Linked DNA regions of Homo sapiens: regions 1 and 3 are each linked to region 2. The links are chromatin contacts, found by Hi-C or POLR2A ChIA-PET in ENCODE. All regions are on one chromosome and are shown on one strand. Each heading gives the region's core, a stretch centred on a gene start or an enhancer-like site at or near the end of the contact. The rest is flanking DNA. Distances are from core to core; before and after follow the strand shown.

What was found. A loop is a pair of places that touch in the nucleus more often than their neighbours do. ChIA-PET counts read pairs that join two places held with the same protein, here RNA polymerase II (POLR2A). Pooled maps may share reads with other maps.
Region 1: POLR2A ChIA-PET joins it to region 2 with 10 read pairs in WTC11. The contact joins two enhancer-like sites. POLR2A ChIA-PET finds 5 or more read pairs at or near these places in 4 of 52 experiments (IMR-90, Panc1, WTC11 and 1 more).
Region 3: a pooled map shows a loop between it and region 2 (3-fold over the local background). The contact joins the promoter of LINC00705 here to the enhancer-like site in region 2. A Hi-C loop is called at or near these places in 2 of 50 pooled maps. POLR2A ChIA-PET finds 5 or more read pairs at or near these places in 2 of 52 experiments (MCF 10A and activated CD4-positive, alpha-beta T cell).

Annotation. Positions count from the first base shown.
Region 1 is chr10:3,808,376-3,812,419 of GRCh38, reverse strand. It overlaps LOC105376364 (a long non-coding RNA gene), which reads right to left. Exons shown (of 2, transcript XR_930580.3): 2 at 3,903-4,044. Among named protein-coding and RNA genes, the nearest start is that of LINC02639, 24 kb to the left of the region's middle. RefSeq lists enhancers at 376-535, 836-1,085, 1,373-2,572, 2,700-3,025, 749-3,025 and a cis regulatory region at 1,960-2,305. Within about 2 kb of position 2,164, at least 37 of the 41 ENCODE cell types and tissues checked have a DNase peak (open chromatin) inside an H3K27ac peak, as active enhancers do; they include IMR-90 and Panc1, where a contact is called at or near this core.
Region 2 is chr10:4,313,678-4,317,962 of GRCh38, reverse strand. No RefSeq gene overlaps it. Among named protein-coding and RNA genes, the nearest start is that of LINC00703, 68 kb to the left of the region's middle. Within about 2 kb of position 1,367, at least 9 of the 41 ENCODE cell types and tissues checked have a DNase peak (open chromatin) inside an H3K27ac peak, as active enhancers do; they include IMR-90 and Panc1, where a contact is called at or near this core.
Region 3 is chr10:4,654,821-4,658,655 of GRCh38, reverse strand. It overlaps LINC00705 (long intergenic non-protein coding RNA 705), which reads right to left and starts at 2,500. Exons shown (of 3, transcript NR_015425.1): 1 at 2,336-2,500. It overlaps MANCR (mitotically associated long non coding RNA), which reads left to right. Exons shown (of 4, transcript NR_024475.1): 3 at 931-1,055.

The DNA.
Region 1 (4,044 bases), core at 915-3,414, 510 kb after region 2:
AGCCCCAAGGAGCCCTTGGATGCATCCCACGTGATTTAGAGGAGGAAATTGGTCGCGGTCTTTGGAGCAGCCATGCCCGTGAGGCCCGGAGATGGGGCAGGATCACCTTCAGAGGGAGCAGCTCCCTGGCGGGCATGACCACCACAACTAGGGGAAATGTCAGCAGAGAAGATAAGTTGAGGACTCAGTGCAGAACAGCTTAGGGAGCCAAGAAAGCTGTCAGTGGATGGTGGAGGGAGGGTTGTGGTCTTTGGGGGGCTGGTTAAAGACTTAAATCCCCGAGATTTCCACGGGAACTGTGGCCGAGGCATTCCCTCCAGTGCCCACACTGCACTTGGAAGCTTCTCCCCACTAGGCAAGCGGAAGTTGTCCTGAGTGAGAGGGTGATGAGCTGAGTTAGGAAACTGATTCCTAAATACTCAGAGTCCCCTCCTCTGTTCTACATAGGCATCTCTGAATAGATGATTTTTGACATTTGACAAAATTGATGGCAGAGAGACAGGAGCTGAGTGATTGGTGCAGCGTTTCTCTGCACCCAAAACGTCATAGTACATGTGTCCTGAAATGTGTGGGCATCTCATCCACAGGGAAACGTTCGAAGTCACAGCTGCACCTATGCCTTTTATAGAATGACTTTCTACCCCAGCCCCTGCAGGTTAGCAAGCCTTCTGGAAACTAACTCTGACACCGCACCATTTTAGAGAATGTTTTTCACCTCTTAATAATAATCATAGTAACTCTCTCATGGGGCCCTTCCCCACACAGTTCTGCATGCTGAGTTCACTGAAATGGTCTGGCCCTGTCACTGCAGGTCATGGTATTTTCCTGCTAGGAGTTTCGGTTTCTGTTACAGACTGTGTGTGCCTGAGGTTTGCTTCTCTTGGCTGCTCTTCCACAGTGGAATGTTCTTTTTGAAATCGATGACTTTCAAGGTGATCATTACGTGCCAGAGACCCCTGTGAGCTCCTTCAGAACACCAAATTTGGACTCTCCCCAGCTCCCGAGCTGGCTGTCAAGGGTGTGAGCTGACAGTTGAGATGATTAAGCCAACTGACATCATGCCAGGAAATGCCACAATTTAGAAATTCATGTCAATGCCCACTCCTCATTCTATGAGGAAGGCCATGTGCAGTTTGCCAGAAATACTATTGAGAGGCACTAAATAACTAGCACTGATGAGTCTCTATTAAAATAAGATAACTTACTATACATTTCTTAACATATTTATGTTTACACAGGAAAAGCAAAACCATTTGACATTAGTTAAGACTTTAATTTTACTCTTTGAGCAAAGCAAGCTATATAACTAAGCTAAAAGGAAGGCAAAGACAATTTGCAAATATAAAATTGCTTTAAGGAGTCAACGTAGAGAATGATGCTATTAAGATTATCATCAGAATTCAATTACAATTTCACTCATTTTTAGTTATGAAGAAGGAACACATCCAGAAGTGCTGTGCTCGCCAACTGTTTAATATTAATTAGTGAAAACGGTGTTTCCTGATTTAGCCATGAAAGTTAGTAAAGCATTTCATTTCAAATAAATTTTTATTGAAAGCAAATTTTAAAACTACCTGGGGTTGTGTTCAGCAAGGCTTGGGAATTTGAACTTTTTCACATGTGAAAGTTTAAACCTTTTTCTTTTCCCTGTTGTGTGCAAAAATCTCCTTTTGTTTGTCCTCCTGTGGAAATCGTTACTTTCACCCATATATGGCTCCAAAAATATAAACCATCTTAGAGAGGCTGTTGAAATTATTCACTCTTGGCCTAGAGCTAATTGTGGCTTTTCACTCCTAACAGTATCTTATGAGAAAGTTGTAAGTGAAATTAGGGTCAAAATGCACATATGAAAGCCGTGTAGCATTCTCAGAAAAACCACACATGGGCTGTTTTTTCTGTTGTTTTTTTTTTTTTTTTTTTTTGAATATCTGTTTATCAAAAAGCTGCCCATGGTGATTCAGAGCCACATTTTTCCTCTGTGTGTATATACTGGAGAACTTTGACCACGCTTGCTGATTTCAAAGCAAGGCAATATCTTTTCAATGACATCAGCTTCCACTCCCTGTACCGGGAACTCACCGTTCTCTGAACTGAAAGTTGGGAGCTGGTGCCAAAGGTTGTCTCACCTGTGACTGCATTTCCTGTAAGCCCAGTTCACCCTGGCGTGGGCCTGGCCGATTCAGATAATGACACACACCTCTCCAGTTCTCACAAGCAACAGCCCCAAGACTAACTCTTCAGTCATCTCCAGACTATGACCCAGGCCATGGAGAGCAGCCACACCTGGAGAGGAGCCTGCCCTTGCTCTCCTGGGCTGTGCTGTCACTGGCAGTGAGAGTAGAACTGTCTTCCCTTCAGAATCACTGAATGATCAATAAAAAACTCTCAGCAGGGCGCAGTGGCTCACGCCTGTAATCCCAGCACTTTGGGAGGCCGAGGCGGGTGGATCACAAGGTCAGGAGATTGAGACCATCCTGGCTAACACGGTGAAACCCCGTCGCTACTAAAAATACAAAAAATTAGCCGAGTGTGGTGGCAGATTCCTGTAGTCCCAGCTACTCAGGAGGCTGAGGCAGGAGAATGGCGTGAACCCGGCAGGCGGAGCTTGCAGTGATCCCAGATCGCGCCACTGCACTCCAGCCTGGGCGACAGAGGGAGACTCCGTCTCAAAAAAAAAAAAACAACACTCTGACCCTTGTGGGCAGGAAGTGAGCCTTATAGGTTAACACGTGTGTGTGCCACAGCCAGAAGCCCCCGTGCCGACCCCTCTTCATGACATGGTTGGGGCTGCAGCTCCTAGGGACACAAACACATGAGATTCGGGGCCACAGGAGACCCCTACAGTGAAATGACAAAATGCCTCCCTGTGCAGCTCAGGCAGTGGACACCGTGTGATAAGAAATGGAAATAAAACCACCGTGTTTTTTTCTGTCCTGTAGCAGGAGGGTAGGTGCCTGCAAGCTTGTGCATTTCAGAAAGGGTGAATGACAGTGGATTCAAATTATCTCAAGGTGTTAATCCCCCATTTACATTGTGCTTCTACTGTATTGACAGACTCCTCTAGTAAGTATAAGGAAAAATTATCTCCTGGGATTCAAAGGACCAGCCTGCTCAGAAAACGGAGGAGATAAAGAATTACACACAGACACAGACAGATACACATACAAACACACACAGACCATACACACATACACACATGTAGATATGCAGGCAGACACACAGAGAGACTCACAGACACACATGCGTACACATAGACACACAGACACACATACAAACACACACAGACCATACACACATGCATACATGCACATATGCAGCAGACACACAGAGAGACCCACAGAAACACATGAATACACATAGACACAAAGACACACATACAAACACACACAGACCATACACACATACACACATGCAGATATGCAGGCAGACACACAGAGAGACGCCTACAGAGAGACTCACAGACACACATGTGTATACACAGACACACAGACATATACAAACGCACACAGAGCATACACACACACACGCAGATATGCAGGCAGACACACAAAGAGACTCACAGACATACATGTATACATACAGACACACATATACACATACATGCACACAGAGACACACAGAGACACACACGGACATACACATATATACACATGTACATACACAGATATACATACACACGTATACACATGCAGATATATAGGCAGACACATGGAGAGACACACACAGACACACATACATACACAGACATACACGCATGTACACACAGACACTGGGATATATAAGTACATATAGACACTGTAGAATGATCTTAACCATTCCTCTCTTCCTCCAGTAACTCACATTTCTAGGTGACTCTGATTTTCTTTAGCTTTAAACGAAAAAGCAAAATGCTTTCTATAATACCTCTTTGTTTGAAAGTATATTTTTAAAAAGATTCTGAATGGAAGATATTTTTTTCAAGTCCTCTCATCTTTTACTTTTCCGCTGGTGATATCCTCACTGAGTCCATTTGGACAAAGACCGTGGAGAAGCCATTGGGCGTGA
Region 2 (4,285 bases), core at 118-2,617:
AGTAGACAATACCAAGTGTGGGCAAAATTGTGGAGCTCCTGGCACTCTCATATATGGGTGACAGGACTGTAGAAAGTTATTTAGCCATATGTACTGAGGTGAATTAAGTGTAACATTTCACTTTTAGGTGTAGATTTGTGTGCAACAGAAATGTGTGCATTTGTTCACCATAAAACAACCATGAGAATGTGCATAGCTACACTATTTATAATATTCAAAGACAGTAAACAGCCCAAATGTATCATATTCATATAATACTCTGTAACCATGAGAATGAATAAATGCACACCACAACACAAGAGAATTTTGTAAAAGTTCTATTGAGAAAAGAAAGCCAGGCGCAACAGAGTACATGTGCTAGATAGGATTCCACTCATGTGAAGTTCAAAAGCAAGCAGAATCAATCCATGGTAGTGAAGTCAGGATACAGGCTGGAGTTAATGACTGGGAGGGGAACAAAAGGGCTTCGAAGGTGCTGTTAGTATTTTGTATCTTAACATGGGTGCTAATTAATGCTGTGTGTTTAGTTTGCAAAAATTTATTCAACCATGACCTATATTGTATTTCCTTTCAGGGTATATCTCATAACCTCAATGAAAATTTTCATTTTAAAAAAGTGTTTTTTGGGGAAAATATGTATTAAGCAAATTCTGTATTGTGTAGAAGTATGACTGTGAAGGCTATGAAGATTTGATGTATAAATGAGGAAAGCTTTGAAATGGGCATAAAAGGGAAAGGAGAGGCACTGGAAAAAGTATATTCAACGAAACATGCCAGAGCTTTAGATGCAGCCATAGTTATCTCTCTGAGAACCACCTGGTTGTCTGAATGAGGAGAGCTGGCTCATAGGCAGAGGAAAAGCTTTAAAGAGAAATGTGACTTTTATTTCTAGGCTCCTCTCTTTGGGCATCAACAGCTTTCCCCAACAAATACCTGTCCACAATTCTATATTCACAGCAAGATGGAGTCCCCCTCCAGTTTTGTGTACTTCCTATGCTAATATTGGCAGCCAAGAAAAACAAAAGGACAGCACTCTTAAAGTTATTCACAAAAAAGGCATCAGGGTCTCTAAAATTGTCATCCTACCACCTACTTATTATTTCAATGCTATTATTTTTTAAGCCCTGAAATAAATGCCCAATTTTGGGGCTCCTGTTGGAAATCAAACAAATCTTTTTGCGGGCTACTCTCTGGCCCATTCCTTCCCTTCAGGCCTGCTGAGGGTGATGTCATCTGGACACATGGAAACTTACTGTTCCAATAAGACTCTCTGAAGTGCCCTTGGTTCTGCCAGGCCCACTGACTCAGAAGCGCAGGGTGATCAGATGACGATGGCATTCCGCGGCTGGACCACTTCCCCCAGTGCCTGCTTTGATAAAAACACATCCACAGAACACTGTTGGTCAGGAGCCTCCTGCATGACACCGAGTCACTAGTTTCTGTTTGGTTCTATTCCCATCAATATTACATGCACCAATATTATAACAAATATCTTTTTTTTTTCTTCCTTCGCCCACCCACCCTTTCCAAGTAGCCACATACTGGCTGCACTATCTAATCCTCCGAGAACAAAGAGAGTCTGTTTGGGTGCAGACATAGCTTAGGTCCTTTCCACGACACACTTTCATCAGCTGCCCGATAGATGCCGCCTTCTCTCGGATCAACCGCAGCTGTTTAAAGATTTTTGAAAAGACATAATGTGTTTCTTACAAAATTCTCCTTAGATTCAGAAAGATAGTGTTCTGATAATTCTCTTTTAGCAGGGGTCACAGAAAAGAGAAACCTATAGATCTTAAGTATAATAACTGCAGACAAAATATTTTATATTTTCAAGGAACATAAGAAATAATGACACACATTGAGAGATAGGTGTTAATATCCTTCAATGAGGTACAAAAAGGTTAAGTGGCTTACAGAGATTAAAACATCTCCTGCTAGCCCATCACTCAAAACACTCACATGATAAAATGACGGCACACAAAACCTTCAGATGTAAAAGGGATTTTCATTGTTTCTCATTATGATTGTTTTTGCTTTTATTCTTTCAACTGGAAAATTATTCCCATGAAAATTTTCAATCATTGCACATAAAAAGATGTTTAGCAGGGACTGTTCGGTACTTGGAAGCTGTGAAAATCTGCTTACGCTCTCAAAACATCTGTAGCCTCCAGTGGAGTTTTGGCTCTCTCCACCGTACTTGCCTTCCAGTAAAAACACAGGAGAGTGGCAATTTCCCTTCGATGCTGCAGTGCAAAGCTATAATCTTGGGAAGCAATGAGTAAACACATTACTGAACAGTGGTGTGGAAGAAGAGACACAACTGCCTGATTGTTTCAGTAAAAGACACAGGGAATTAGTTGACTGTGTTCTTGTAGATGTCAGTTTATGCACCCCCTATGCACACTCTTTCTCTCTTTCTCTTAGTCTCTTTTTCCCCCTCTTTCTCTCTCAGCTGTCTCCCCCATATCTCTCTCTGTTTTTCTCACACACATACTACACACATTATTAAGGCCCAACTATAGAGTGACTCTAACCATCTGATCAATAGATAGAAACAAACCAAACAAAAGCACACTTTAAACTTTATGATAATCATTAGTGCATACATCCTAAACTTCCCATTAATTTATTAGAAATAATGGAGCTAAAGAGAAAATAATATTTATCAAGCTTGTAATGTACCAGACACAAAGTTTATCTCTTTTAACACTTTAGTCTCTACAGACATGCACAGATAGTAATTGTATTGGTATCTCTGGGTTTGTTTTTGTTTTTGTTTTGAGGCATGGTTTTACTCTGTTACCTGGGCTAGAGTGCAGTGGCATGATCCTAGCTCACTGCAGCTGTGAACTCTTGGGCTCAAGTGATCCTCCTACCTCAGCCTCCTAAGTAGCTGGAACTGCAGGCATAAGCCATCATGCCTAGCTATTTAATTTTTTTTTTTTGAGACAGGGTCTCACTGTGGTGTCCACGCTGGTGTGTAACTTCCGGACTCAAGTGATTCTCCTGCCTCAGCCTCCCAAAGGGCTGGGATTACAAGTGTGAGCCACAGCCCTAGCCAGTACCTCTGTTTTTATGGAGGAAAAATTGTTAGGCTGAAAGAAGTGAAGAAGGGAGTAACTTGTCCAAGGTTTTATACATTTATATATGTATGCATATATATATATGTGTGTGTGTGCATGCATGTGTGTGTATATATTATATATGTGTTGTGTGTGTATACGTATGTTACATATATATACAAAATATTGTTATATTGGTATATCTAAATTTAGTACATGTTTATGGGATGGACAGAGATTCAAATTCAGTCATGTCTTATTGCTAAATTTACATATTTTATGCCTCAAAGCTCTAATAACATTTGGCTCTAATACGATGACTGTCCAACCTTCCATTCTTTTTTTTTGCTTCCATTCCTTATAATTTACCAATCAGTACATTCAATGAAAAATACTATTTTAATAAAGCCTGTCATATTTAAAATACTATGTTCTCTAGATGTTTTACTATAGCCATGTATTTATATTATAATTTTAAAATATTTTAAAAACATCACTTGTTAGATAATGGCTATTCATTTTATATCTACTAATTTGACATCTTTTCATTAATAAGGCACTTCTGCAGTTAGCTCATTTTATGACCTTTTACGCTTGGAAAAATCTTAATTTTACCGCATAAGTAGGGTGAAGCTCATATACTATCCTTGTTCAGGAACGAGTAACACAAGTATTAAAAAGGGCTAAATGCAGGTTGAGATCACATACGTTTGATTTCCCTTTTAATAATCTACATAAACAAAGACTTAATATTGGTTCAGTCTCATGGTTTTGTATGCTATGACTAAAGCCAATCATTGCTTCAAGGTTTCAACAAACAACGAGATTTGGGCTGAACTGTACTGAAAGAGACAACTGTGAATCGCTCAGATTCTATGTACTCTGACAGATTAAATTATTAAAAAGGAGATTCCTTCAAGAGCATCTGAAATCTATACTGTGGAAACATTCAGAACTCATCATAAGGGAAATATTTCATGTGAGGAAACATTGGGAACGCATAGCAAAGGAAAGGTTTCATGTGATGATGTAAGGAGCCGTGGAAGACTGGAGGGAGGATAAAGAGAAAGGAAGGTGAGCTGACATACAACGCATGAAAGGAAACTGTCCCCTCATCCTAGGAGTTGGAAACTGTGATGATGAGGAACAGTCATCCTACCCATCCCATGGCTTTTTTGTCAATTCCCTTTCTCATCTTCTATCTGGGGCCATCACCCTGCAAC
Region 3 (3,835 bases), core at 1,251-3,750, 340 kb before region 2:
TTATATATGTCATCTTTTAAAAAACCTGCTACTTCAAATAACTTCAAAGTGAGGAAAAGCTTTTATCAGCTTTAGAGTTAAAATGCAGATGTTAATCGCAGGTTAGGATCTTGATAATTTCTAAAAAGACAAATGCAGCATTATTTGTAAAAGTACATACAGTCGTGTACAGCATAACAACGTTTTGTTCAACGAAGGACCACATATACCATGGTGATCCCTCAAGATTATAATGGAGCTGGCAAACTCCTGCCAACTCATCAGGCAGTCGCCACTGTAAGACTGTAGCAAAATGCATTAGTCCTGTGTTCGTGGTGATGCTTGTGTACACAGACTTACTGCACTGCCAGTCATATAAAAATACAGCACATACAATAAGGTATAGCACATAATACCTGACAATGATAATAAATGATTAGGTTACTAGTTTAATATGCTATAGTTTTTATTGTTATTTTAGATTGTACTCTTTATGTTAATATATTATTAAAAGGTCAGTTGTGAAACAGCTTCAGGCACTTCCTTCAGGAGCTATCCAGAAAAAGGCATTGTCATCATAGGAGATGCCAGCTTAATGCGTGACGTTGCCCCTGAAGACCTTCCAATGGGGCAAGAAATGTAGGTGGAAGACAGTGATAATGATCCTGACCCCGTGTAGGTGTAGGCTATTGTGTGGTTTGTGTTTTAGTTTTTAACAAAAAAGTTTAAAAATTAAAAAATTAAACAATATAAGAGCGCTTATAGAATACGGATATAAAAAGAGACAATATTTTTGTTCAGCTATACAGTGGATTTGTGTTTTCAGTGGAGTGTAATTACAAGAGTCAGAAAGTTAAAACAAAGTGAAAAGTTTATACTGTAAAAAAAGTTATAGTGGGCTAAGGTTAATTCATTATTGATGAGAGAAATTTTTTTGTACATTTTGTGTAGTCTAAGTGTACAGTGCTTGTAAAGTCTGCAGTAGCATACAGTAATGTCCAAGGCTTTCACATCCACTCACCACTCGCTCACTGACCCAGCCAGAGCAACTTCCAGTCCTGAAAGCTGCATTCATGGTGAGTGTCCTACACAGGTGCATCATTTTTATCTTTTATACCATATTTTTACTGTATCTTTTCTATGTTTAGATATGTAAATACCATTGTGTTACAATTGCCTACAGTATTCAGGACAATAACAGGCTGTACATGTTTGTTGCCTAGCAGCAGTAGGTGTGTAGTAGGCTCTTCTGTCTAGTTTTGTGAAAGTTCACACTATGATGTTTGCATAACAACAAAATCACCTATGGATGCGTTTCTCAGAATGTATCCCCATTGTTAAACGATGCATGGCTCTGTGTGTGTATGTGCAGGACTCTGTGTGTGTGGTATATGCATACCACATACGCACACATCCACACTATACTATGCACTCTACATATATACAACTACATAGGCAAATATAAAGCTGCATGTGCATAAATACACAAACAAACACACATACATATGTATAAAAGGTAATGTATTGATATTAATACTGACAATGTGTACTAAGCATATATTTATATACCCTTAAATGTATATTATTTTAATACATACTATATTATGTTATATACTAATACACTTTTTTAAAACTGAAAGAAATCTCGTTGCCAATTTGTGTTTCTAAATATGATGTCCATATTTTTTCTGATTTTATTACTATAGCTGTGATCACGTCATGTAACTTAATTTTGATGATGTTTCTCACAGTATAGTTTGAGGGTATCCAGCCTCAGATTATCTGAGGATGTAGCTCAAGATTTCCTAATTTTGCAAACAGCAAGCTTCCCAGGAGATTCTTAGATTCCTGCTAACAAAAGGCGGAGACTCACTGGACAGTTACTGAAGATAGACAGTAGGGGGCGGAAGGGCCCACGCTTCTTTGATATTGGTGGCTTTGGTTTTTCAGTGACGGGGGACACTTTGACTTCAGGTATGTTCTGCATTTAGAATTTTCAAATGAACGTTTCTTGTCTGTTCCCTTCTTTTTTCTGCCTCCAAACATAATGTCTATCATTGTAAAAGTAATAAAAAATCACTGAACAAAATTTGGAAAATACCAAATGAATAACAATAGAAATAAAGTAAAAAAAGAACCACTCAAATTCCCATCATCAAGAAATAAACATTCTGATAATATTTAATTTTATTTTCCTATATATATTGTGTGTGTGTATATATGTATGTGTATATATATACATATATTCAAAATGTATTATAACACAAAATGTATAAAATATATAATAGTATAAACAAAATTATATTATATATGTCATTTTCATGTCATATGTCAGATATAGCATATTAATACATACCCAGTTTTCTAAAATGCTGATCTCTTTGAAATATTCAATTATCAATTGTGTTTCTTTCCTCACTGAAGTTCCTTTTTACGACTTTTGGTAGTGAAGAGATAAAGTTCATTACAAAACATGCCAGGCTTAAGCAATTTTCCAAAGGGATTAACGAATTGCAGTGGCCGCAGGCTATGTAAAAATTTTTAAAAGGTGGTGTCTCTCATATTCTTCAGCATAACTTGGGTCACAGAAACCCAGGCATAAAAATTCATTGTGAACTCATATTCTACCATGGCCTGACACTGGTAAGTTATTTTGTTGCAAAAGCCTTAAGCAATTTGAGATGTCGAAGCACGTTTTCAAGAGTTAGCACATCTCCATTGTCTATAAACTGCATGCATATTTTATGCCTAAAAAATATTTCATCTTCTGATTTTCTAGCTTTCTTCTGCAGGTTGTTTTTTTTTTTTTAGAATATTTTTCAATCATTTTAATTCTCTATTGTAAAACTTGGAAATCTCTACTTATGGACTGCCAAGAACAGTCTGAAATTAAATCAATTTACTCTCACTCTTAGTGAATATTTTGGGAGTGCTAGGTATTGAATGTGTCCCCCAAAAGTTCATGTGTTAGAAATGTAATCCTTCTGCCCCTATGATGAGATGAATGGATGAATGAGGGCTCTGTTCTCATGACGGGATGAATGTTGCTGTCCCAGGAGTGGGTTTATTATCACAGCAGCGTTATTCTTGTGCCTGTGAGCTCTCCCTGGCTCCCTTGCTCCCACTCTGAGCATGTGATGCCCTCTGCCATGAGGTGAGGCAGCAAGAAGGCCCTCACAGATGCCGGCACTGTGGACTTCCAGCCTCTAGAACTATGAGCTAAATAAACTTTTTAATATAAATTACCTAGTTTGTCATCTTTTGTTACCAATAAGAAAAGGCAATAAGACCGGGAGGTTCTATTATGATGTCATTCATGGGAAAATGGTAGACAGGACAGAATCTTTGCTGGCTCCCTAGATACTGCCTTGGAATGTTACTCTTGGAAAACAGTGGCTACAGAGTGATGCCTTTCTCCATAACTTTAATTTACCTTAAGAAAAGCTTTGAGTGCTACTGAGTCGGGAATGAAAAACCTAGAGAATGTTCTGTCCTGTGGGAGCAAGGAGTATAGTTAGTCCCTGTATTACTACCCAAAGGGGCATGAGGCTTCACCCTCCTTGGGCTCCCTAGGGACTTATAATGCCTTCCTGTAATTATCGGGCCAGTTAATTTAATACTAATCCACTTAATTCAGTTAACATCAGATTTGTCCTAGGGATCTTGTTACATCCTTTTGTATACTAAAAGAGAAAAAGAAAAAAAAAAAGATTTGCTTCTCTTTCAATATTCCTGGGAAGTTGGATATCCACATGGAAAAGGCAGATCTCTAGTTCACAACAGATAAAAAATAAATTTTACTCAATGTGAAATTAAATGTAAAAAATAAAACTTCAACATTGTAGAAGAAAATATA